5 separate regions of the Mus musculus genome follow, and all the other regions are linked to region 4. The links are chromatin loops, found by intact Hi-C in ENCODE. Cell type or tissue: heart. All regions are shown on one strand. Region 1 overlaps Hmga2 (high mobility group AT-hook 2). Region 2 has its middle 21 kb from the start of Llph. Region 3 holds the start of Hmga2 (high mobility group AT-hook 2). Region 4 has its middle 14 kb from the start of Gm35062. Region 5 has its middle 49 kb from the start of 4930471E19Rik.

Region 1 (5,000 bases), 270 kb before region 4:
AGAAAGAGAGAAGGCGAAGGGAATGACAAGGCTCTGTGACTCAGGAGGCACAAACAACAACATCTGCACCGAGGAATGAGGAACAGGGACAACTGTCTCTTGCACGAAGAGAACCCAAAACTTGCAAACTGGGAACAGGCTGGGACAAGGAGAAGCTGTGGAAATAGGTTGGAAGAGGCCATCGGTGCTCGCCTGATTCCTCCTTTTCCCTGTCTACCCTCCGAAGGCAAAGCGTTGGATGCCCGTAGCATCTTCAAAACGGGTCCACTGCCCTAGTAATACACGGCAGAGACTTGGTACCATCCCAAACTCCCAGACCAACAAGAAAACCAGCTATGTTTGTGTGGAACTGTATGGAAATTACCAAATGCAGGAGCGTGGCTTTAAAAGGAATGCTGTCATCAATATTTACTGGGTGATGTTAGATCACGCCAAACATCAGTGTGGAAAGGCTACACTACACGGAGGCAGTTAGGATTAATATCACTTCTCAGAAGTGCAATGAATGAGCTGCCACAAAGCCCCAAACCTGATGGTTTTGTTTTTGGTTTTAAAGTAAAAGAAACCTTGGCCTCAAGATTCAGAGTCTTGGAACAATGTCTTCTCATCAAGGAAAACTCATTTCATATTCTCCAATGAGAACTTGGAGATTGTCCAACTCTCAGAACTCTCAGGCTACATATTCATTCATATTTCTCCCCCAACCCCTCTGTGTGTGTGTGTGTGTGTGTGTGTATGTGTGAGCGCGCCTCTCTCTCTCTCTCTCTCTCTCCTATTTCTGGCCAGTCCTTTCATACAGCCATGTCTGACACCCTATTCAAGCCTTGGATCCTCTCTAAGCTTACATTTTCTTATCCTTAATGTTTATTAAACTTTCTATTTTCCCACTTAGTTCTGAGATGAACTATTTGAACTCAAGAGTTGAATGAGATTGTCAGCGGCGGCCTTCCTTTTAACCTTTAAATACCAAGGGCAGCTCAGGCTCTCCCAGAACAACAGTAGTAACAAGATAGTTTTCAAACCGTTTTCCTAGCTCTTTTGGAAAAAGGCAAGCAAAATAACAACAAAACCAACCAAACAAAGGGAGAACTAACTGAACCAGGAAGTCTTAGGAGTGAGGCGAGAAGGCAGTGCCACAGGACAGTGGGCAGAGGTCTTAGCAATCTGCTCTGGACTGAAATGCTCTGCGGCTGAGTCCATTTTTCCTCTGGAAAACGAATCTTCCTGGGATCTTATTCTGCAGTGACCAGGAGTGACTGTCAAAGCTCTGTGAATGGATTTCAGGATGTGTGAGTGGCACCTCCCAACTTTAGCTGGCTACTTTTTTTTGTAACCACTTGCATACTTTTGGTCAACCGCTGTAAAATAAACAGTCCTTCCCAAATGTTTTTGTTGTCTTTGACAGCGCAGCAATAATTCACTTGGAATGCTGAGGAATGGAGTCGCACTAATTGCGTTGGGAGGCTGGCTTTTATGATTTCTACTCATCAAATTGTTTTCATGTGAAGAGATTCCAGAGCATAAAACATTCTGGAGATGTGTTAAAGTTTACAGCTTCACTCCGAGTTCCCATCGAAATACCTAGATGTGGACATGTGTGTATGTGTGGACACGCACCATGTGCATAAACAAATCTATATGCACACTGAACTTATATCTGAAATGATAGTCCTCTAAGACATTTAGTGGTTTTTGTATTTGGGCTTTTGTTTCAAACTTGAGAAGTGTAGCTTCTAAATTATGGCAATTTTTATCCATGCAAATGAGGGTTTAAGTTAATATTTATTCCTCCTTGGAAAAGTCTGGAGGAAACATGTCCTAACATGCTTTATGCTTATTTAGTTAATACTCTTGGTCCATTTTCTCTGGATCATATATATATATATATATATATATATATATATATATATATATATATATATCAAGCATAATATCATTTATTCAAAAGAGCTTGACTTTCCCTTGGAGTTGGGATTATTGATATAGGTTATTGATGTAGATGTATAGAACAGAATAAATTATTCTCCTGTGTCGGGAATGAAAGGAAATAACTTGAGAAACCCCACAGACTCTGTGCACTATTACCCAGGATACTTTTGTGGAGGGCAACGTTTGCAGGAAGAGGCTGAAGTCTGGATGGTTTTGCAGTTGTATCTTCCAGCCTGAACAACATGACTGGAGCCTTACAGTTCCTGATTGGCATGGGGAAAAAAAATCTTGCACTGAATTTAAACGCAGAGGCTGGGAGACTCGCAGGCAAGTCATCACACCTGTGTTCCTTCACAGCCATCCACCCTCAATGCCTGGGCTGGCATGGGCTTCTCCAGCAGAGAGCAGTGAAGCACCACAGGAGACTGCAAGCTAGGTGCCCCACCAAAGTAGAACCAGCAGGCCTAGCAGACTCACAAAGCAATTGCATTTACAGATCTAAAAAGTAGATACCTACACACACATACAATTAATGCACTGGAATTATTACATCATCACATATATTTAGGTAGTTACCTATTAATGTCCCTTGGAAATAAGGAAGATAATTGGAAGGGAAAGAAGTGTTTTTCTGAAAGTGGCTTTCTCTTTTAATTCTGCCATCTCACAAGGCTGCCTGCCCATTTACTACAGTGTTCTCTCATTTGTATTCAGGATCACCTAATGGCTGCTCTTGACTTCCCCAGCACCTACCTTTGCAGATCTTCCTGCATCCTTTGCTGACAGCACAAGGAAACCTTGGGGGATGAATGGTAAAGCAGTGCGTACAGGACTGGAGGCAACACTGTTGCAAAAAAAGATCCATTTCTGGAAGACTAAACCTGGCTTTCAATGGCTGGAGTTCAAATGGAGGTGTGCATGGGCAGGGCATGGGAAGGCTGCTTCCAGGTGAAGTGATTTACGGCATTAAAACCGGACTTGTTTACAGTGTAACACCACACGGACTTGTTTACAGTGTAACACCACATGGACTTGTAACAATGTAACACAAAAGGGTACCTGCTACGCAAATCCCTCACTGCTAAACCGGGGTGGGGCAGTGCCTTGCCATAGGGGGCGCCTTGTAAGTAGGTTATTCTTCCAATCAACAAGCCCCATGACAGAGTATGAGTGGCACAGTTGCGCATCACTGCCTTGAACAAAAACAGCCATTGTCCCCAAAGGACGCGGGAGGCTTTCCAGTTCCTCCGATGTGGCACACATGATCTGATCTGTTACTTTTCTCAGGTGCAAAGAATGTAATCTTTTTTCCTCTTTAAAGAAAAGATATCAGGGAGGAGATCTAAAAATCCAGATGCATCATTCACTTGCTTTACTGACGTGGGAGATAAGACCATCTGAAAACATTACACACAAACTTTTGGCCAGTCCCCACGCCAAAACCGTTCTCCTCTTCCTTGTCTTTCAAAGCACTGGACTCAAACCCCAGCCTCTGTATGCAGACTGCCAAAATACAAAGTGGAGCCCGGGGCCCTACACGTCAAAGGGGAGAGGGCAACATGGCGCTGTGCCCAAAAAGCACGCTGGAGTGCTGAGCGAACGTTGCAGGAACCGGCTCACATCAAAAGTTACAGCCCTGAGTTTTAGTCTTCCCAGAGACCTGTGTCATTCGACCTTGCTTTGCAAGCCCTGCTCAGCCATTCTATCTGCTGGTCTTGAAGAAAGCCACTCCCTCCCTCTCTGCCCTCTCCAATGTCCTCTGAGGAAAACCTCCCAGCAAAAAAGAAATATCTCTGGAGGGCAGACAAAGCTTCAGCTAGACTCAGTCCACCACAGCTTCCTGCAACTTGAGGCAGAACTGCAGGAGACACAAGTCTCCCCGGGTCAGCTGCCTGCCACTTTGTCTTTTCCCAGGGGTTTGTTCAGAAAGTCTCTAACTAACTCTTTCTTTCTCCCCCAACCCTGTTTTTATGTTGTTGTTGTAGTTCTCTCTCCCTCTCCCCCACCCCCAACCCCCCCCCTCTCTCTCTCTCTTTCTTATCAGTTCAAACAAGAACAATGAATTCCTCAGGCCCACAAGAATGTGACAAGGTGTCACCAAAGGCAACCAGGAAGGTGATGTATGGCCCATACAGCTCCCATAAATCACTTCACAGCCAGAGCTACAAAGAAAAAGCCAGCCACCCATAGCTGAGTTTGAAGCCCTCAAACCCTGCTCCAGCTCCAACGTCCTTGAAGAGGCTCACCTGTATAGACACACACACACACACACACACACACACACACACACACACACACACACACACACACGCTCACACAGGCTCACCCAGGCATACACAGCATCCCAAATTCTTTCCCTGCTGTGGCAAATACTGCACAGACACCGTGGAAGACTATATAATTTAATGGGCCTTAGGGACATGTGTTTACACGGCTTCCCTAAAGGCTGCCTGGGAAGTTCTATTTGAAACTTTAAAAGTTTGTAAATGGCAAAAGCATTTGTTCTTACGTCACAAAGTGATTTTCTAAGAACCTTGGGACTTCAAGTGGTGAAAATGATCCTGAGGTTTCAAAAATCATTCTCCAAAGCCCCGGAGAAGCATGAGTTCCAGGCTAGCCTGGGCTACATGTCTCAAACAGCTAAAACCATTCAGAAGTAGAAATTGTTTTTGACTGCTTTATAGTGACAAAGCGAATAACTGAAAATTACCAGTCTAGGCTCTCCTACTAGGCTCACACAGGACATGGGTTACTTGGAGGAAAAATTTAGTATGTTGTTGCGCATGTACGGAAATGTGAAGTGGACTGACGTCATCCATTACAACCTTATGCAAAGTAGCCTATGGGAAAATGGGTGTTTTCTGCCCACATTTTAGTATACTGAGTCCTGCACTATGATTTGGGATGGAGCATGCAGTATCCATTTCGAGGCAACTTAGAATCCATTCTGTGGAAGCTATGGTTTAGAGTTCCTAATATTTTTTAGAAAGTACCTCGCACATACAGTTAGGCAGACCACAGCCGCTAGGCAAACTATTTGTAAGCACTTAATGCATATGATAAAGTGAATT
Region 2 (5,000 bases), 450 kb before region 4:
CGGATCCGATCCCACTTCAAGGGAGCGGTAAAGCCTGGGACACTACAGGACTTGGAGCTCTTCGGATGCAGCCTTACCTCTCAAGTGAGGAAACTCATGGTTCCTTATAGAGTTAAATTAAGGTCAGACCTGGTTTCCGACACGAAGTTCAGATGTATTGGCAGGTCCCCATGCTTGCATTTATTATACTGTAATTTGGGGCTTAAAGAGCTATATGCAGTCCATCCCCAACATCTGGATAGTGTTTATAACGATCACATTTGATCCTAATGTAATTTTGTTGGGGAATTCACTAGAATTCCTCTGTTGGCTACATTACAACTAGACATGAGATCTGCTAAAATATTACCAAAAGTGAATGAATATCCACAGAGACTCCAAAACATAGCTCCATTTCAACCTTCCTATCTTTCCCCAGCCTCTGGCTGCTAACCCATCATCTCATCTCTCTGGGCCTTCTTGCCTCCATTGATAAAATGAGAGCGACCCCTTCAGCAGCGGCCAATGTTTGTCCAGGGTTGTTGTTGTTGTTTGTTTGTTTGTTTTTTCCTTAAAGAGCAGAGGAGGCAAAAAAACAAAACAAAACAAAACAAAACAAAAACAAAAACAAAAAAACAAAAAACAGCCACCTTTCAAAGGTAGTGACAGCGCATGCGCAGCCACAAGGGGACCATCACAGACCTTGCTGATGGGGGTTGGCATGAGCTTGATGGAGATTTTTCTCCCCTTCATTTTCATTTTGATTTAGGCGCTATTCCTTGGGGTCAGGAAGAAGTTATTTGGGAAGTCGAGCCAAAGGATTGGGTTTAAACCGCCTGCCCCATCAATGGAAGCCTCAGATGAATCAAGTCTAACCTTCTAAGGGCTGTAAAGGGAGCCTTTAATTATATGAGATTGGCAAGGGGGACCTTTGGGACGCTCAGCGAGGCAGCAGCAGGACCTCCCAGCCCTGCCCGCAGCGGGGAGATTATTAGCATATTTTATGTACCCTTCCCATGAAATAATCTTAACATTCAAAAAGAGACAGATGGGAAGAAAGAAAGACAGATAGGAAGGACAGAGACTCTAACGGTCTTTAGAGAGGGGAAATTATTTCATTAAAAGTAAAGAGCATATGCTCTTCTGATGCATAGCATGTGCAAGCCTATGCAAATTAGCAAATAGCGGTGCACTCTGAGTAATTTTCATTTCCTTCCCAGCCTGTGACGAGGAATATTCCTTTTAATCAGATTAGATGACATCCTCCTCAAACTTGTGGGGGTTTCAACTTAATTTACCATGCTAAGTAGTTAGGATAATTTGAAATAAAGCAATCAGTGGGCTGAAAAGAATGAAGCCAAACCTTATTTCTGTCTTTATGATGAGGGGCTTCCTGGCTGCCTGAGCCCCACAGGGCTTCTCTCTTGTCCTCTCCTCTCCCTGAACCCCCAGTACCCCAACCTCAGCTGCGTCTCCAATGACCAGTTGCCTTCTTTGATGGCACCTACTTGAATCTGTTTCCCATCGTTGGAGCTTGTCTGAAATGCTGCATTCCACCAGGCCTGCCCGAGACCTTTGGAATTTATGGCCCTGCCTCCAGAAGTGATGGAAAGTTGAATTCACACTCCTTAAAAACCATTTCCCCCAGAGAGGGTCCTACACTGCTGAAGGGATCTTTGCCGTGGCCTGCAGGGACCTCCAGATACAACAGCAACATTCCTTCTCGAGACCTGGATGCAACAGGCGTTTGCAGGAAGGCAACAGCAGGAGAGACCTACCTGAAGGACTCAGCCGTTTATCAGTGATGTGCAGACAGGAGCAGTGTCAGCCTTTGGAAGGACCCAGAAGTCTGTTTGGAGGCATTTCTCACAGTCCTGTAGGCCACGGTCCCTTCTCCCCACAACCCCCTAATTCTCTATTGTCTTGAAGTCAGCAGGGAGTCTGGGCGGTAATACCTGTAAATGCCCCACAGATGGCAGTAAAGGGTCTTGAGGAAGCAATTACTAAAACTGCATCAAGTTTCAGTTTGGACTAGAAGCAGCTAGTTGGCTTCTTCTTTCACAGCCCTCTGTTTTATGGGTGGTAGGGGGAAGGGGAAGGTTTTAATTGCTTAAACTAATTCCCTACAAAGTATTAGCAGATGAGATGTAAATATCAGCCATATTTAAACTGCTAGGGATGCCCTAGCCACCAAGACATAGAAGAGGGAAATTTAACGGTGCACTTTCAAGTATTAAAGCAGAATTCACTTTCTTCCTCTTTTTTCTCTTCCCCCCCCCCCTTCTTCTTCTTCTTCTTCTTCTTCTTCTTCTTCTTCTTCTTCTTCTTCTTCTTCTTCTTCTTCTTCTTCTTCTTCTTCTTCTTCTTCTTCTTCTTCTTCTCCCTCTCCTCCTCCTCCTTCCTCCTTCTCCTCCTCTCCCCTTCCCTGTCTTCTTCCTCCTCCTCCTCTTTCTCCTTCCTCCTTCTCCTCTTCCTTCTCCTCCCCTTCTCCTCTTCCCCCTCTTCCCCCTCCTCCTTCTCTTCCTCCTGACACCGCCATACAGGGTTTGCAGTGGGTTCTGGTTACCAAAGCTCAGGTCCTCTTGCTTCCAATCTTGACACTTTACCTGCTGAGATAGTTCCTTTCTATTTAACATGCAAAAGTACACATGATGAACTCAGATACATATGACGTTTCTCTCCTTCCATACCAAACCCTGACCACTTTCTCATATACGATCAACTACAGGTTCTTGAATGTTCTTTTATAAATAGTTTGGACTTTTATAAATGAGTTCTTTTTTTTTCCCCCCCTTCCAATTGGAAGTGGTTGACAATGGTTCCTTGTTTGTTTGTTTGTTTTGAAGAGTTGTTTTTTATGTGTGTTGGTGTTTTTCCTGCACGGGTGTCTGTGTAGTCCAAGAATCAAATGCCTGCAGAGGCCAGAAGAGGGCATCAGAATCGCTGGATCTGGAGTTACGGGTGGTTGCGTGCACAGTGTGGGTGCTGGGAATTGAATCTGGGTCTCTGCAAGAGGAGGCAGTGGGCTGACATCCTGAGTCAGCTCTCTCCCCCCCCCCCCCCATAATGTTTCTTAAACTGAAGTAAGTAACTGCAGCCGCCTCAGACCTGGGAATACTTGCTATGGAACACACCATGGCTTTATTTAATTGAAATCAAGTGGTTTAACTTAAATGTAGGTGAGTGAGACCAACCTTACAGAGATTATCTCTAAGTGTAGCCAGCTTTCAAAAAAAAAACTTCTTTATAAACAAACGCCCCACACCTGGATCAACATATGGCCTCCCAGAGAGACTTAATTATCAGGTACAATTTTCAAAAATTTTGTTTTGTTCTTTAAAAATAGTCACTGTCACTTCCAATATATGTCTCCCAGCTGCCCCACCACCACACACACATTAAACTAAAACCGAAGGTTACAAAAGACAGATACCAGAATCTGAGGATATTCAAGAGAAGTTAAATAGTGCACAATGAAGCAGCCTGTGTAGCCTTGTCCACACCTCAGTCAGACTTCCTTCAGGTAGTGAGATGGGCCAAGAGGAACCGTTCCAGCAGGACTAGGAAAATAATTGAGAAGAGAAAAGGAAAGGTTGACAGAGAATGGGTTCTAGCACCTCCGTAGGGAAATTTTGCTCCAGTCCGGCCAACTTCAAGTTCTTTGGATTTAAAAAATATATATCACGTATCCCTGGTGTGAGTAGTTGTGTGTCTTCTCTGTTGATGCCTTGTTAAGATGCATTACAATTCTCAAAAATACTTCCAGAGTTGTACAAAATATGGAGCTTATATTCTACCACATTGGGGAACTATTCTGTGCTTTTGTAGATGCTGCGGTATGAGAGGAAGGACTGGGGGGGTCGGAGAGGGGGGACAAAGGGCAAAGAAATAAGAGAGGCACAGAGAGAAACACAAACTCTTCCCTGGATTCCCAGATACCTGTGGCACCCAGCCCTGTCTGGGAACTTCCACAATGTCCATGAGTTATTCGTGGTGATCACGCTTTCAAATAGTCTACATATTCTCATTGTATTTTCTCATCATACGCCATCTATTCAAATAAGAAATGTGTTGGATACCTGTAGACTGTATAGAACACCTGTACCTTTTTTGAGGATGGTGATTTTTATCCCTACATTTATGCTAGTCACCAAATTCTTCCCTATTTTTGAGACATCCCCCAGCCCCACCCCCCTTTTCGAAAGCAGGCGTTTGCTCTGGGAGCCTGGTTACCTTCAGGCTGGCAATGTCCAGCTTCACTGACTTTACTGTCTGTAAAGTTCCTCCTTCCTGGTCCCACTCATGTGTCTCCCTGTGTCTTAAAGAAGTGATGCCAGCTTCCTGGATGCCGGAGGTCTCAGACCTCAGGAACAATGGCACCAAGACCTACAGGAGATGTTGATCTTCACTTAACTTGAAGCAGGAGCTACCAGGATAAAGGAGCTACTTACCAATGTCTACAGATTCCTTCATTTGAATTTAAAACACACTAGATCACCGAAAGAATCCCGTGAATACCTCTGCAGAGCCTGACGTTTGAAAAATCTCACCTCGAGGAACAACCATTCCCACGCATATTCCCAAAGCTACCCAAGGAAAACACCACAAAAGCAGCTTCCGGAATGTTTCAAACACGGCTATGCGTTCATCTTGAGACGTAAAACCCAAATCGTAGATGAGCAGGTTGAAAAGAAAAAGGAAACTCCTGATTATTGATCATCTGATCAACGTCCGCTCTTTTACCACCTCGTTCACCATCCAAACCAAATGGCTAAAGCCCTTTTCTATCACTAATCACAAACTCTGGGCAGTTCAGTCCCCAACCCCCACCCACAAGCTCCCAGAGAAAGTGACTGGACTTCGCAAAGATATATTCCTACTTGCCAAAGTTCAAACTTAACAAAGGATTTGTAAGAGAGATAGATGCAAAGGCGCCATCTACTTCACCCAGATAGCGCATTCACACCCTCTCAGTTCCCCAACCACAAACACACTCGGAGGCACCTCTTGTACAAACTGTT
Region 3 (5,000 bases), 230 kb before region 4:
TCGGCGGCCTCTAGATTAGTTTGTTTCCTTTGATGATTTCCCAAAAGGTACACTCCTTGTTTTTCTAAAACACACCAACAAACTTTCTTCGATTTCCCACCTAGCTCTACGGGGGCAATTTAGGACTATTTTCTAATCCGCCTATTGGCCCGAGGGAAGCGATTTAAAGCAAAAGAAAAAATGGGAAGTTTTTGGTTTTTTTTAAAGGCCGGGAAGGGAGTTTTACTGTTCTCAATAGACGCGTCCTTAGGCTTGGAAATTGCTGCGAACGTCCCAACCCCCTGCCCGCCCGCCCGCCCGCCCCCGGCCCTGGGCGCTGCGCACAACTCTGCAACAGCCGGCTTGCACTCTTAATTGGTTGCATCCGCAGACAAAACCCTCCATTCCGCGGGGTCCTGGGTGCCCCTCGACCGTCCCTTCCCAGCCCCCAGCCACTCGCCCAAGAGGAAGCTAAAACTTGGGCTGCTCAGAGGAGCGGGATCGAGGAGCCAAAGAGGGACCCGACTCCTGGCGGGGAAGCGACCCTGGCTACCGTGCACTTTCCTTCCAGAGCTCCCTGGGCGAAGCGCGTTTCCCGGGCCCGCGGGGGCCTGGGATCCTCCGGGATCCTTTCCCCGCCAGCCCCGGCGGCTGTAGCAGCTCGGCAGGCATTTAAATATCCTCGGGAGGAGCACCAGGCGGGCAGTCGGCTCCGCACGCGTTCTTTGTCGGGAGGGCGCGAGCCTTGGGCCATGGAGTGTGGGGAGGGCACCGAGGGGGCGGCCGCGGCGCATCAGCCTCCTACGGGAAGGCGGCCCCGAGAAGCCGGAGAAAGCCGCGGGTCTAAGAGCTTCGGACTCGCAGTCCTGCCCCTCCTGAACTCCCCAGTCCCCCCAGTCGCCAAAGCGGCTGACAAAGCGACGCTTTTATTCTTTGGGACCCCCGAGGCTCGATGCCCCCCCCCCGAGCCACGCCGCGCCGCTCCGGGGCTGCGCACAATAGCGAAAGTCCCTGTCCACGATTCGCGCGACCCCACCTCCACCGGGTGGCTACGGCTCGCCGCGGGACCCCAGCTCTTGGAGCCGGGGAGCGCGGGTACCCGGAGAGACTGCGCCGCGCACTCTCCAGGGGAACTCGGTCTCCCGCCCCACCTACACCCGGGTGGCAGGCGGGCTAGCTTGCGCTGCCGTAGCCGCTGCGCTCCCGCGCTCCGGTCGCCCGGCGTGTCGCGGGGCCCCGGGGGCAGAGGCGTCGCGGGTGGGCTGAGTGGCCCCTCCGCGTCGGCGTACTGACTTGCTGCTGCTTCCTGGGTCGGCCGCGTCCTCGCTTCTGTGGCACCGGGGCGGCAGGTTGTCCCTGGGCTGATGTGGACGGCTGCCCGGCGCCCTCACCGCGTGCGCTCATCCTGCCTCCCGCCGCCGCTACCACTGCCTCTACCGGTACCGCCGCTGCAGCCGCTCGGCCTCCGCCGCCCCGAATCCGCCCAGCACCTTTCGGGAGACGGGATGTAGAGAGCTGGAGAGGGCAAGAGCGGCGAGAGCAGGCGAGCTGGCGAGTGCGCCGGGGACTACTGCTGCTGCTTAGGCTGCCGCCGCTGCCACCATCAACACCGGACGTCCAGCGGCTGCCAAAAAGAGAGAGGGGAGGAGGAAGAGAGGAGGAGGAGAGGAGGAGGAGGAAAGGAGGAGGCGCTGCGGGCAGTGGGTGGCGGAGGTAGAGGTGGAGGTAGGGAGAGGAGGCGGGAAGCGAAGGAGAGGGAAGAGTTGGAGGCGGAGAGGGTTGCTCTCTCCGCAAAGGCTCGGGAGTTGCGGGTACTGGGACGCTCGGCAGCGGCTTGGAGAGGGAAGAGACTTGGAGTGAATTGTGTCCCTTGAAATGTTAGGCGGGGAAAGAATTCCGCCTCCTCTCCCCCACCCCAGAGGGAGAGAGAGGGAGGGGGGCGGGAAGGAGAGACAGAGACGCAGAGAGCCAGAGAGAGACACAGAGAAGAGGGACAGAGACAGAAACTCAGAGAGAGACAGAGACAAAGAGACAGAACGGGACAGAGATAGAGACTGACTAGTGCGGTCAGAAACCGAGGAGAGAGTGGAAGTTTCTGCCAGGATCCGGTAGGGCGCCCAGCTCAGCTCTAGCAAGGAACAGAGCAGTGGGTGGCACCGCGCCTCCTCGGGTGGCGGGGTCAGGCGGCGGCACTGCACAGATGCAGAGGGACAAGCTGCTGGCCTCTGCGCTCTGCACCCGGAGCCCAAGTTTTGCCCGTGCTGCAAGTTTTCAGAGTTCCTGCCCGGGATTCAAGAGGGATGAGTGTGTGCGTGCGTGTGCGTGTGTGTACACGCGCGCTCGCACTTGCGGAGGGGGTGGCGGGAACGGGGAGTGCCCACCTCTGATCGTGGGCGGATAAAGGGGAGGGGGCTGCAGGAGAAGCAAGAGGAGGGGGCAGGCCAGGCGGACAGCCGAGCCCAGGCGCCTGGCCGCGGGCCAGAGGCAGCGTTCGAAACACAACTGCCTCGAAGGCGGCGGCGCCCGGTTGCCACCCGGAGCCCCGGCTCACGTGCTCCCGCCAGCAGTGGGGTTAAAAAGACAGGGCCTAGGCTCTCCTGCCGGATCGCCGCTGGAGGCCACCCCTGAGCGGCTGTCCTAGGAAGGCGAAAGAAAATGACTATCTCAGAGTCACCCTGGAGAGCTTGGCTTCTACCTGTGCTTCCACCGAGGGTTGCCCGAAGTTTCCGGAAGCATTCAGGGTCAACCGCCGCTGTCTACTATTTCAGCCCCGGGAAAAGAGCGACCAAGGAGTCGGAGCGCCCCTTGCGACCCCCCCCCCCCCCCCGCTCCACTGAGAAATGCCCTCACCCCAGAGTGCACGGGCCGGCGCACAAACAAGCGTGCACAAAGATACACGGGCCCACGCGTGTGATCGCAGACAAGCTTGCACGAAAATTCATGTGTGCGCGCACACACACTTCACTGGCAAGCAGGCATGCAAACAAACCCGTGCTTAAGCACACACTACCAGACACACGATGGTGCCAGTAAGCACATTCGCAACAAAAGCACACACTTGCACACTATACACAGGAACACCGAGTGTGCCAGCTCCTTTATCGAGGTCCCCTCCCCCAGGACTGACTCCTGGAGCAGGCGCTGCACCCCCGTGCTGGGACGCCCATAACTCTATGGGATATTACCGATCACTTATCCTTCCACCGCACCAATTGCCTGAAGTTTGCCTTCATTTTAACCTTCTCCCTCAGAATTCCTTTCTGCCAAGTCCTAATTTTATAGCCTGGGCTGTTTCTAAGTTATGTGAACACCATCGTGGCCACAGTCAACTTTTTTGAAAGGCGTAAAACGTTCTAAAAGGCACCTCTTTCTCATCCTTGAATAACACAAATCTGAAAGGGGGAAGAAAGAAAATCTTAGGGTCAGATTTTCCCACATCGCACCCAAAATTGTGTTGGACTGACTCCAGAATAAAAATGTTCACCCAGTGAAGTTTTTTTTTTTTTTTCTTACAAAGATACGGAACACCGTGGAATAAAAACGCCTTCTTTACAGCCCTAACGCCGGGATCTAGGCTCTGCCAGGTTCCGTTGTACTTGAGGCACGTGTAAATGTCTGCTTGGGCGCGACTGTGCTGATTGGTCAGCGTTGCCGTTTTAAATCCGTTTCCAGCTGCCCTTTGCAGAGTTGGGACACTTCTCTGTACATAGAGTGCTCTGCAGGAACCGAGGGCTGGCGTTGAGTCTGGGAACGCTTAGCTCTGATGGAGAGGAAGAGACCCCCATACCTCCAGATGGAGCCCAGCAAATGAATACCGAGGGAGGGGTCTAACAGGAACCTAAGGTTTTGTCAGGGCTTGGCTGAAAGATGGTATCTTCATCAAAGGGACTGAAATTTCACATTCTCACGAGTGCACTGACATTTCCTAGCTGAGGAGTTTGCACATTTCCTCTGTGTGTGTGTGTGTGTGTGTGTGTGTGTGTGTGTGTGTGTGTGTGTGTGTGTGAGAGAGAGAGAGAGAGAGAGAGAGAGAGAGAGAGAGATTGTACATTTACTCTTTGATGCGTGCATTTTACACATGCGCATAATATGGGCTTCTGTTTTGATTCTTGTTTGATTGGCCAGAGGGACAGACTAAGTTCTAGGAAATGGATTTAAGCAAAAGTCACCCAGGATTTCAGTCAGCTAATTTTATGCTGAGAATCACATTATCTCCCTAGATTTGTATTTGTTTGTTTGTTTAAGGTACAAATGCTAGCAAGCATGAGATTCCAACCCCGGGTCGGGGTGGGTGGTGGCAGTGGAGAGCTTTGAACTGTTTTGTTGTTGTTGTTGTTGTTGTTGTTGTTGTTGTTGTGTGTATGTGCATGTGTGCTGGTTTTGGGTTTTTTGCTTGGTTGGTTGGTTGTGTCTTTTGGTTTTTGTTTTGTTTTTCACAATAACCTAGAATCTAAGAGAATCACATTTTTAAAAAGGGAAATCCAGCCAATTGTTTTCATTCCATTTTGTTCTCAGATTTGAGCTCTTTTGAGTTTATAGAAACCAGGATATAAACAAGTTTTTCCTTCCATTTTATCAAGTTAGCCTTATACATTGTTATTCTTTGATGCCTATAATCCTTTTAAGTTACTGTATAGTTTTGTTTTGGGTTTTTTTTTTTTCAGGCAAAGCATAAAACTTTGTTTTTATTTTTTAAATTATCAAGATTTTTATTATTGAGGTGCTATCTTTATATACCAGTCTTTTAATTAAGCTCAATGGCTATATTTTTTTTTGTCTTAAGGAAACATTTTTTTTTCTCACTCACATTTGAGAAGTTGAATCCCCAAATTTAGGTTTCTCAATCCTTTATTCACTTCCCTCTCTCTGTAGCATTCATTCCAGGTTGAGCTTTTCTGCGTGAAATCCCTTTCTCCTTCACCTGCTGTCAAATCGGGCATCAGCACCTTGGGTCACATCAACAAGTTTTCTACTGATCTGGGATGTGGGATTTAGACTGATGTTTAGCTCAGGCAAGCGCA
Region 4 (5,000 bases):
GATAATAATGGATCCTGGAGCCAATATTACTTGGCTGATGATTCTAGAAACCGCCCCTGGGATGATCTCTTTGATAGCATCACCCATGGATGCCCTTTGAACAAGGCTGTATGCTATTGCACCTCTCTGGGCATGAAGTGTGTTTATAAGTCATGGGTTGTGGCCCATGGAGGTGTGGCCAGTGTGACTTCTTTTCTGCCTCTTTCATTTCAGGAACATGAAGAAATGACCAGAGATCCTGCGTTCGGGATCTATGAACCTTAGGATCCACTGTATACTTCTAACAGTACTACCTGTCTCGTCCCAGGTCCCTGGTATCTTCTTCTTTGAGGCAATTTGAAATCATAATTTCTCATAGGGAGACACAACCTGAACTTGTCCGATGGACCAAACCAAGGACTCAGAGAGCAGCTTTTATCAACGAGAGACCCAAGACCCAACCCCAGTGTGTGTGTTGCTGTTGTTGCTGCTGCTGTTACAAACCACAGAATCCACGATGATTTAAGCAAAATGAGGTTATCAAGACTTCCTAGTAACTCAGCAATGAATTGGAGGGCCGAGGGAAGAGGGAGGTTTCAGGAACCCAGCCCAGATCATAGGTAGAGTAGCCAGAGGGTGCTGGCACCGCTGTGCTTTGCCAGTCTCTTCAACTGTAAATTGGCTTCACAGAATCCATTCCATCCCCCACCCCTCATTCTTGCTAATGTCCAAATACAAGCTTCAGGCAGACATGTTTGCTTCCTCATGCCAAGGAAGAGGGGTTGGGAAGGTCTGCCAAAGGAAGGTGAGGCTTAAAGTGGCAAGCAGAGAAAATGCAGCACAAACATTTTCCAGAGCAGCAGCACCTACTGAAGAGGATGCTGGTCTTTTATAATGAGGACTTTTCCATTTAGACTCTTTAAAAAGAAACTGGAGGCCCTAAAAGTTATCGATACCTGTCGAGTATAAGGGTAAGAACACGGGCTGGCTAAAAGCAGAATAGCCAAATGTCTATCGTCCCAGCCCTCCCCGCCTCCCCATGTATCTATCAACCTCAGTGCTTCCCACTCTTCCTCTCTTTCCTCAAGCTGTCTATAACTCTATTATTCTATCCAGAAGGTCTAGGCCCACAGAATCTGGTTTTCAAGACAGTCATAGCAAGGGGTTGGGCTCATAGCAAGACAATTAAATTCTGCTTGGTTATGTGTGGAGGTAATGTATTTCCAAAGCTCTAAGAGATGTCTTTTAGCATGTATAACTATATTCCCATAGCAAGTGTTCCTCTGTCCTAGTTCCAGGAAATTTGGTTTTGAGCTCCGGGAGAGGCACAAAATAGAGGGTAGAATGCCTTACTTCTGCTCTGGGTCTAGGAAGGGATTGTACTCTTATTTTTCCTTTCCCAGGGACCTATTCCTGCCCTGTCCTATGGTTCTGCTTCATAGCATCGTACAAGGTTTTTGAGGTTCCCTGGACAAGTCCAGGAGAACAGAGGGACTTCCTTGTTTCCAATTTAGGAAATAAATAAAATAGGGTTTGTTGCATCACAGGTGAGCTAGACAGCATAGACATCAAGAGCTGGGTTGTCAAGCATACTATCTAACAGTTAAAACTACACGTTTCCAAAGGACAAGAAGTCCTTGCCTTTAGTGGCCTGAGTTCTCTATGCTCCTCCAGTGGCAGAAAGCTTCACATACATTGCCTATACAAGTGGTCCTGGTTAAACCCAGTGGGTCATAATAGTAAAACAAGACTCGAAAGCGGATTGGGATCTCTCAGTGGTGGATGGGAGTGGGGGGGAAAGACACAAAATGTGGCAGGGAACCTAAGCAGAATGTGCTGTATAAATGTATGAAAGGGCCAAAAATATATTAATTTTTTTTAAGGTGAGGAAGAGGTTGAGGAAGACATTTTGATGATATCCCCCAGCCTGCACAGGCACTTGAATGGATGGACGCACACCTCATCGCCACAAGGAAATAAGATGTAGCAAACTGTCACACATTTACTCCTAAATGAACTTAGGAGTCTTATGGTTGAGAAAAGTTGGCTTCCCGTCCACCCATATGTGCACACTCCACCAGCCAGATGCCAGACGCCATCTGCTGGGCCCAAGTTGTATTGCTCTGGAGTTAACTCCCGAGGCCACAGAGCCAAAAGGAGAGCAGTCCACTCCAGCCCGGAAGCCTCAGTGGGTCCGCTGACTCAGAGCCCAGGCCCGAGCAAGTCCACGAACAAGTCCGTAACAGTTCCCAGGTTACCAAGTAAACTATCCTCACCGGGAATGAGAAAAAGGAAGAACATCGCATGCAAGCCTGCATCGCAAAACCGCCATTATTCATTTAAAGCTCATTTAAACCACAAAGACACTTCTATTTTCTCAGGTGTTTCAAAGTTTTGATACGGGGAGAAAATATTGTTTCTCGAAGCATAAATGAGTCTAATTCAAATTGATTTGATTTTTTTTTTCATCACATTCTCATAAAGAATGTAAGATCTCTTCCAGGACTTATGTCCCAGGTCCTGTACCAGGTTCAGAGCATCCCTGGGCTCCAGTCTTGGTTCACCACAGGTAGGCATATATGTTCCTGGCATTTCTCCGATGTCTGTAGAGGTAGGAGCAGATAACCACAGCCTACACCTTTTCCAAAGAAAATGTTATTAAACTATCTTGCTGAAAATCAAGTTTGTTTTCTCTATGTTCTAAGTATCATATTATTTAATCATGTTCAGTTTTGTTTGTTTGTTTTGTTTTGTTTTGTTAATAAAAGAAGGTCTGGGCCAGTTGCCATGGTGTCAGGACCCTGGAAAAAACACTCAGTAGTGACAATTGCATTATGATCCTCCAGATTTGTTCCAAGTATATGTTAGATCCATCTGTAAAATGAATGGGAAAAAAAAAAAACCCAAAACCCAAAAAACAAATAACAAAACACAAAAAAAAAACCAATGCAGATACTCTCACGTGTTGAGAGATGTGTAGCTAACATGGCCACCATCTGCAAATTGTAGTAATATAGATTATGTATTATAAATGCCAAAAGACCAAGATAGATTAAATTTTCATGATTCCTTCAGCAAACGTTATAGCTTACATAAGCAAAGACCACTGGCCCAAAAGTGAGGAGCGTTTGCGGCAACAGGACCAGCTACTGATTGACTCGTGGAGCAATCAGCTTATAATCTGCCATGATCATTGCTTGCATGTTCAGAGGCGTTGGGAAGCTTTGGAGAGGCGCATGGATATTTTCCAGTCTTCAGGCCTTTGTTGTGACCTCTGGCCAGCTTCTTTGTCCTGTCTCCGACATGGGGCCAGGCTAATGGCCCAGGCACGGATTCCAATTTTGTTTTGTGTTTGTTTGTTTTGCTCTGTTTGGATTTTTTTCCCCTTGCTTGTTTGTCTGTGATAATGTCTTGTGCGATAGGCTAGTCTAGTTTGGAACTCATTGTGAAGCTCAGGCTGACCTTGAACTCGAGACAATCAACCTGCCTCAGTCTCTTAGGCACTAGGATTACAGTGTGAGCCAGTATGTCGCATTTCAGATTTGTAATTCTTGGGTCGGTTTTTTACCATTAAGTTTCACATGTAGAAGGAAATTGAGACGGGGAGTAATGGATAAATATCCTGATATTATGGTTAGTACTCACAAATATTTGCATTTTAGACAAAGGCACAAGCAAAGATATCCTAGCTGACTGATTTTCTAAACTTCTGCTTTCTCACCTTCCTATTGGCATCCTTACTCCTTAGGGCCCCAACCACCCGTCCTTTCCAGACTGGGTGGAAACCAGGGGGCCTGGGAAACCCTCTCCTCACAGTGCTCCAGTAACACTCGGTCCTCCCTGCACATCGAATCCCACAGAGCTTCTTTAAAATGTGAGTTCCTGGGCTGCAGAGGTGACTCAGCCATGAACCACACAGCATTGCTCTTCCACAGGTCTAGAGTTTGGTTCACAGCACACACTTCTGGCAGCTCATAACCACCTGTAACTCCAGTTCCAGGGACTCCAGTGCCCCTCCTGGATTTCATGGGCAACTACACACACTTGTGCACACCCTCCATACACATTATTATTTTGTTTTTTAAATGTCCTGACTACTGGGAGACTGGTCTTGTTGTAAGTTTTTGGAAAAGGCTGTAAAGATGATGCCTGTAACTCTGGTTTATTAAGCGTTTGCTCTTGGCCAAGCAGCCTTGAGCGCACTCTGTGAGTGCTCACGCCCCAGCAATACCAGAGAGGGCTGCTCTCATCTTCACTTTGCAGAGGAGGAAACTGAGACACGGGGAGAGTCATAGAAAAGATAAACATGATGCAATCTCATGCTGAGGATAGCATTAACCTGCTCAGAGGTTTTTTTTTTTTTTTTTTTTAAGATTTATTTATTTTTTATTTATATGAGTACAAATAGCAGTCTTCGGACACACACCAGAAGAGGGCATCAGATCTCATTACAGATGATTGTGAGCCACCATGTGGTTGCTGGGAATTGAACTTGGGACCTCTGGACAACTGAGCCATCTCTCCATCCCCCCACCCCCCACCTGCACAGAGTTCTTATTCTGAGTGCATGGTAGTCAAACACTGGTGTGTCCCAGACCTAAAATGCCCAGGGCCAAGTTGTAGAGACTGAGCAATAATTTTCTAAAACAGTTTCTGAAACAGTTTTCTAAAACAGTTTTTGGTTTTCTGTCACCAAACACAGAAGAGACATCTCGCTAGTAGAAGGTAAAGTAGGCAGAAACCCACCACTATATTCCATCTTTCTCCTGACACAACGTCATTCCAGGGGGTTGGGGGTGGGGGAGGAAAGCCCATACAGACAGAAGGTTCTGCCAACATGTATCAGTGTTGGAGGGCAGCATAGTGAACCTAGCCATTAAAACGAGCCCTGCTCTGCCCTGAACACGCACCTCACGGCAGACATGTGTCTGTCAGAGAAGCTTCGGCGCTATCCCTCGTGTCACTTTCAGTTAAATATTTGTTACATTTATTTAATGTGGGGAAGAGCTTCAGATGCCACA
Region 5 (5,000 bases), 120 kb before region 4:
TAGCAAACACATAAGGCTTACACAATCATCTTTCCTTTAAATGACTTGGCAAATTGACTCATAAAATTGACAGTTTTTCTTATAAATATGTCTGGTACATATAGGAATTCTGTGTTTCCTAAGACTTTTGGGAGTGCAGCAAATTAAGACATTCTTTTAAAACTGGTCATATCCTTTAGTAGGATATGTTCTGGCTTACTAATTTTTTTTGGCTCCACTAATTGTTGGCTTCCAACTATACCATATGTAACAAACATTAAATAGAGTATCTATTTCAAATTAGTACATTTTTTTCAATTTAATCACTTGACTTTTAAATTTTTATTTCTTGATATTTAATATTTTCCCCCATTTTCATTCACTGTTCACTTTAATAAAAATGGTTTGGTTTGGTTTGGTTTCACCCGCTGAGAAATTTCATGAAGAAATGGTGTCTATAGATGTTAAAATGTTAAAATGTTTGTTCATTAGGTGGTTTTAAATGTCTCTGGAACAACTGCATCCTTCTCATGTAGGAATGGCATATGGCCATTAGCAGATGAGTCTGGAGAAAACTGTGAGAAGATGAGCCCAGCAACCTGCACCTTTCATTACTAAGGCTCTTTGGGTGGGGACCTTCTGCCACTCCACTGATTTTTGGCTATGACACCATTAGAGGAAAGCTTCTCTTTCTTATAACATCTCTGCCTGTGTCCCAAGATGGAAATGTCAAAGCAGAAAGTATTGGACACGAAGGAACAAATCCTGCCCACCTGATAATATCAGGGAGAAAGGACCAAATGATCCAAATGCCAGCTCATCTGGCCATTCGCATTCAAACCACCACAGGTGGGGAACATCGTGCTAGGTGAAGAAATGCAACTTTACACAGTCCTGTTGGAATTGGGTCACTGGATAAATCAGGACTCTTTGGAGAAGGCCAGCCTTCAAAGGATGCTGCCACAGTATTCCTTCTTATCAATACCTGGGATCGCTTTGGTTAGCTAATACTCACACTATCCACAAAATATTCTAAATTTCAATTCCTTCCGTGATGAAAGTTCTTTTCAGGATAAAGGTGGTTAATGTGATGATGGATCTAGGGTAATCAAAACAACCCTATAAAGTCTAATGCTTTTTAAAAAATATCACCCCCTGTCATTCTTACTACAGTTTCCATCTGTATACCTGGTCTCCCGGCCCCCAAACTCAAATACTGAACAATGGTCTCCAGCACAGAATCGTTCTGAGGCGGGGCCTTCAAGAGGTGGTTAGATCACAGGACTTTTACTCCATGAATGCATTCATTCATTTGTGGGGTTATAATTTAGTGAGCTCCTGGGAGACTGTAGAAAGCTTAGGAACTGGAGCCTAATTGGAGAAAGTGTACCAGTGGGGTTGGGTCTTGGGAAAGGGGTCTACTCTTTATTACACCTGGCCCTTTCCTTTTCTCTCCCCCCACTTTCCTTCCCAACTTCAGTAAAGTGGGCAAACTTCACCGTGTTCTGCCTCACTCTGGGCTTGGAAACACAGGAGCCAAACAGCCATAGACTGTAAATGGTTTTGCCTAGGTATTTGTCACAACAACAGAAGGATAACAGAACCCTAAAATAAGGCGCAGAGGTAACCGAAGTCATCCACCTATAACATAATACCTGTTAGAAGAGGGACAACCAAGAGAAAACAACGTAATAAAAATCACGTGTGCCTCCATATGTAAATACACAGACAGAGAGATACTGAAGACACAACACAGTGGTTATACGCTTGCACTTACTCAGAGTGAGTAAGTGCAGTCCAGGAGGCCACAAGTCATCCTGTACCAGATGCTTGGTGAAATGAGACAGGAGAGTAGGCATGGGTACAAGGACCAAAGGAACTGATCGCTGGCAGAGCATCCACATGCTGGGCAGCGTGGTCTCCGATAGTCAGAAGATGGAAGTCTTCTGATTCCAGTATGGAAAAAATGTCAATGAAAAATAAATTCCAAGTCTGGAAATACTCTTGCAAGTGAGCTGGTCCGTGTTTATAACTGTAATGTCAAAATAATTCTCAATGTTATGACATGGATTAGGGAGGCAACAAAATATCAAAGAAAAATGTCCCATCTTTTAAGACACGCAAGCCTTAGATCTCTCTTAGGATGTATTTCTGTGACATCTACAGATGCAGACAAATAGGTTTTACAGTCCAGCTGAATCAAGACTGAGTGGAGCCTGGTAGCTGTGGGCATCACTTTCCAAAATGCAAATGGGTCTCACTGGGAAGGATCTTAACAAAGCCAAGCTATCTTTCTTTTGCTTTTTGGTTGGTTGTTACTCTGAAATTTCAGCATATTTTAAGAGTGTTTTAAATACTTTGTGTCTCTATGTGAAGTAACATTTAGGGTTAGGCTCAAGTAGTTGCAGACAATTTTTCTTTTATATGACTGTTTGCGGGGGCCGGGGGGTTGTCTAAAGAGTGAAGATTTGACCTCCTTTTAGAGTTTATTTACTCTGCCTTTTAAGGCATGTAGCAATCCCACTCTGTGAAAGGCTAAGGAGTATGCCTTGCAAGTGTGGAAGCTAGTGTACCCAAGCATTTCTGAAAAGGCCTCTAGGGGGCAGTACCACCACTACTGAGAACCAACAAGATGGATGCTTTTAGTAGTGTTACCATAGGCTGATTTCTACCAGCTTCTCTTGTTTCTTTTTTATTTTAATTTTTATTTGTTTATTTATTTATATTTGGTTTTTCGAAACAGGATTTCTCTGTGTAGCCCTGGCTGTCCTGTAACTCACTCTGTAGACCAGGCTGGCCTCAAACTCAGAAATCTGCCTGCCTCTGCCTCCCAAGTGCTGGGATTAAAGGCATGTGCCACCACAGCCTAGTGCCTCACTTGTTTTTTGGTTGCCTAGAAACTAACCCATTGATTCCTATCCTGTCTGAGACCCTCGTGTGAGATTACTGGCTCTCTTGAGTGGCCTTCAAGAGCAATGTGTGAAGTAGAGGCCCTGGCACCAAGTTGGAGAAGATCTCTCTCTTCATGAGATCTGGAGAACTAAGCCAGGAGACAGACAGGCTGTCTTCGAAGCAGAGCCAAAGCAGCTTGTTCCTGAACAAGTGTGGGACAAGTGCAGAGAGAAAGAGCCTATTGCAAGACTCTAAAAGGAAGCAGTGTTCTCCAGCCTCTGATGTGCCTTATAGCAAGTAATAATTTCAGAGTCATTCAGAAAGATAAAAGTCTACTGTTGGAGCCTTGTGTGCTAAGTTGGTATGTTGAGTTCAAGTGAAAGAGAACCTGTGGTTGTTTGAGTAACTCTTGAGTTTAATCTGGAAAAGTAGGCTCTGACTGCACGGAATGTTGAAGAACTGGGTAAAACAGAAGAAATGGAACCCAGCTGGGTGGGTGGTAAGAGGGGGGAGGGGTGAAGTAGAAACTGTCATTTGTCAAGAACAAAGTTGAGTATGGTGATATATTCGAGCCTATAATGTACAAAGTATTTGAGTTCTTATTAGTTTTCACTCTCTAAGTAAATCACGGGAACTAAGGCTTAATTCTTAGTGTCCCAAACAGAGGGCAAGCAGATCAAAATTTCCAGGTTTTATTTTCAGTAAGTAAAATGTTGGGGAACGGTCTAAAGTATTCCAGATGGAACGTGACTTGAAGCGGGAGGGCAGGAAGGAGGGAGAAGGGTGCGCTGTTTCTCACCTTGACTTTACATCTGTTATTACTTTCTTATTTTCCTGAAATACCAGACTTGTCTCCACAAAAACAATCCCCTCTTCATGCACACTGCTCCCGAAGTTTCCCCTCCAAGAACACAAAGAAAGCAGAAGCAGACATGTAAGATTCCTTTGTTTCTAAACCTATCACTAGGATTGATTTTATTTGAGCGAGAGTTATCCTAAACTTCAATATCGCCTTATTTTTCAACAGAGCAATCATATCACTGCTTAAAGAAAGGGGTGTGATGTCAGGGTGTTTCAGTATAAACAACAACAACAACAACAAATCTCATTTTATGTTAAGGAAACCTTACACTTCACAAGCAGCACAATAGGACTTGTGCTGAACACTCTTTTCAGGCAAGATGCAGTAAGGAACCCATTTATTTTTTATTTATTTATTTTTTTAAATATTTTTTTCTTTTTTTTTAAGATTTATTTATTTATTATATGTAAGTACACTGTAGCTGTCTTCAGACACTCAAGGAGAGGGCATCAGATTTTGTTGCGCATGGTTGTGAGCCACCACGTGGTTGCTGGGATTTGAACTCGGGACCTTCGGAAGAGCAGTCGGTGCTCTTAACCACTGAGTCATCTCGCCAGCCCAGGAACCCATTTATAAAACCTAGAAGACATCATTATTTCAATGTGTGTGTGTGTGTGTGTGTGTGTGTGTGTGAGAGAGAGAGAGAGAGAGAGAGAGAGAGAGAGAGAGAGAGAGAGAGAGAGTCAAAGAGACAGAGAGAGAGAGACAGAGAGAATGCAAAGAAACAGAAATGCTTTTAAAATGAAAAGTTAAAAAAAAAAAATCTGGGAAGCCATGCTTGCTGGAAAAACATTCTGTGGTCTCTTTGTTGGTTTGCTCGTGTGTTAGACTTAGAAAAGGTATTTTTAGTCTCTGGAGATGTTAGCCAGGCAAAGATGAGGTTTCCCATAGTGAGGCTTCCTGATGGCCAGACAGCGTTAGACAAGACCCATGATGCTATGACCCAAGTACAATAGCTACTAAGGTCTGTTTCACCTGGGTGATAACTAGCAAAACATTGTTTTTACACCACATGGGCCCATTCTCACTGTCTCCCATGTCCCTCCACACAAGCGGAAAGCTAGGTTAACCCACAGGAACGAGAAAGCCTTGTATACTTAATAAAAACCATGATTGGAAAGATGGTTTAAGAAAAGAAGAAGAAGAAGAAGAAGAAGAAGAAAAAAAGACCCTAACCAGGTTGGATAAATTAAAGCTATCCTTGCTATTTTGGAAATGTACTGTGTTTTCCTTTCCCTTAACTACAACTCAGCAAGCAGGCACACAG

Evidence for each region. A loop is a pair of places that touch in the nucleus more often than their neighbours do. Peaks named below come from ENCODE experiments on the same cell type or tissue, not always from the same donor. Only the 100,000 strongest peaks of a DNase experiment are listed, where the experiment ranks them.
Region 1: a loop joins it to region 4, with 7 times the contacts of the local background. A loop is called at or near these places in 6 of 42 quality-filtered maps.
Region 2: a loop joins it to region 4, with 4 times the contacts of the local background. A loop is called at or near these places in 11 of 42 quality-filtered maps.
Region 3: a loop joins it to region 4, with 2.7 times the contacts of the local background. A loop is called at or near these places in 3 of 42 quality-filtered maps.
Region 5: a loop joins it to region 4, with 9 times the contacts of the local background. A loop is called at or near these places in 18 of 42 quality-filtered maps.

Annotation. Positions count from the first base shown.
Region 1 is chr10:120,429,308-120,434,307 of GRCm38, forward strand. The region is part of intron 3 of Hmga2 (high mobility group AT-hook 2); the gene reads right to left. Among named protein-coding and RNA genes, the nearest start is that of Mir763, 16 kb to the right of the region's middle. In heart, a CTCF peak has its summit at 2,330 (motif pointing right); no DNase peak of the experiment used is centred here; H3K4me3 peaks cover 576 bases; H3K27ac peaks cover 2,510 bases.
Region 2 is chr10:120,245,662-120,250,661 of GRCm38, forward strand. No RefSeq gene overlaps it. Among named protein-coding and RNA genes, the nearest start is that of Llph, 21 kb to the left of the region's middle. In heart, a CTCF peak has its summit at 1,940; no DNase peak of the experiment used is centred here; H3K27ac peaks cover 786 bases.
Region 3 is chr10:120,474,681-120,479,680 of GRCm38, forward strand. It overlaps Hmga2 (high mobility group AT-hook 2), which reads right to left and starts at 1,789. Exons shown (of 5, transcript NM_010441.3): 1 at 1,273-1,789. The coding sequence starts at 1,383. In heart, a CTCF peak has its summit at 2,597; no DNase peak of the experiment used is centred here; H3K4me3 peaks cover 4,332 bases; H3K27ac peaks cover 4,342 bases.
Region 4 is chr10:120,699,957-120,704,956 of GRCm38, forward strand. No RefSeq gene overlaps it. Among named protein-coding and RNA genes, the nearest start is that of Gm35062, 14 kb to the left of the region's middle. In heart, a CTCF peak has its summit at 2,082 (motif pointing left); a DNase peak (open chromatin) is centred at 2,095.
Region 5 is chr10:120,584,797-120,589,796 of GRCm38, forward strand. No RefSeq gene overlaps it. Among named protein-coding and RNA genes, the nearest start is that of 4930471E19Rik, 49 kb to the right of the region's middle. In heart, a CTCF peak has its summit at 2,577 (motif pointing right); no DNase peak of the experiment used is centred here; H3K27ac peaks cover 394 bases.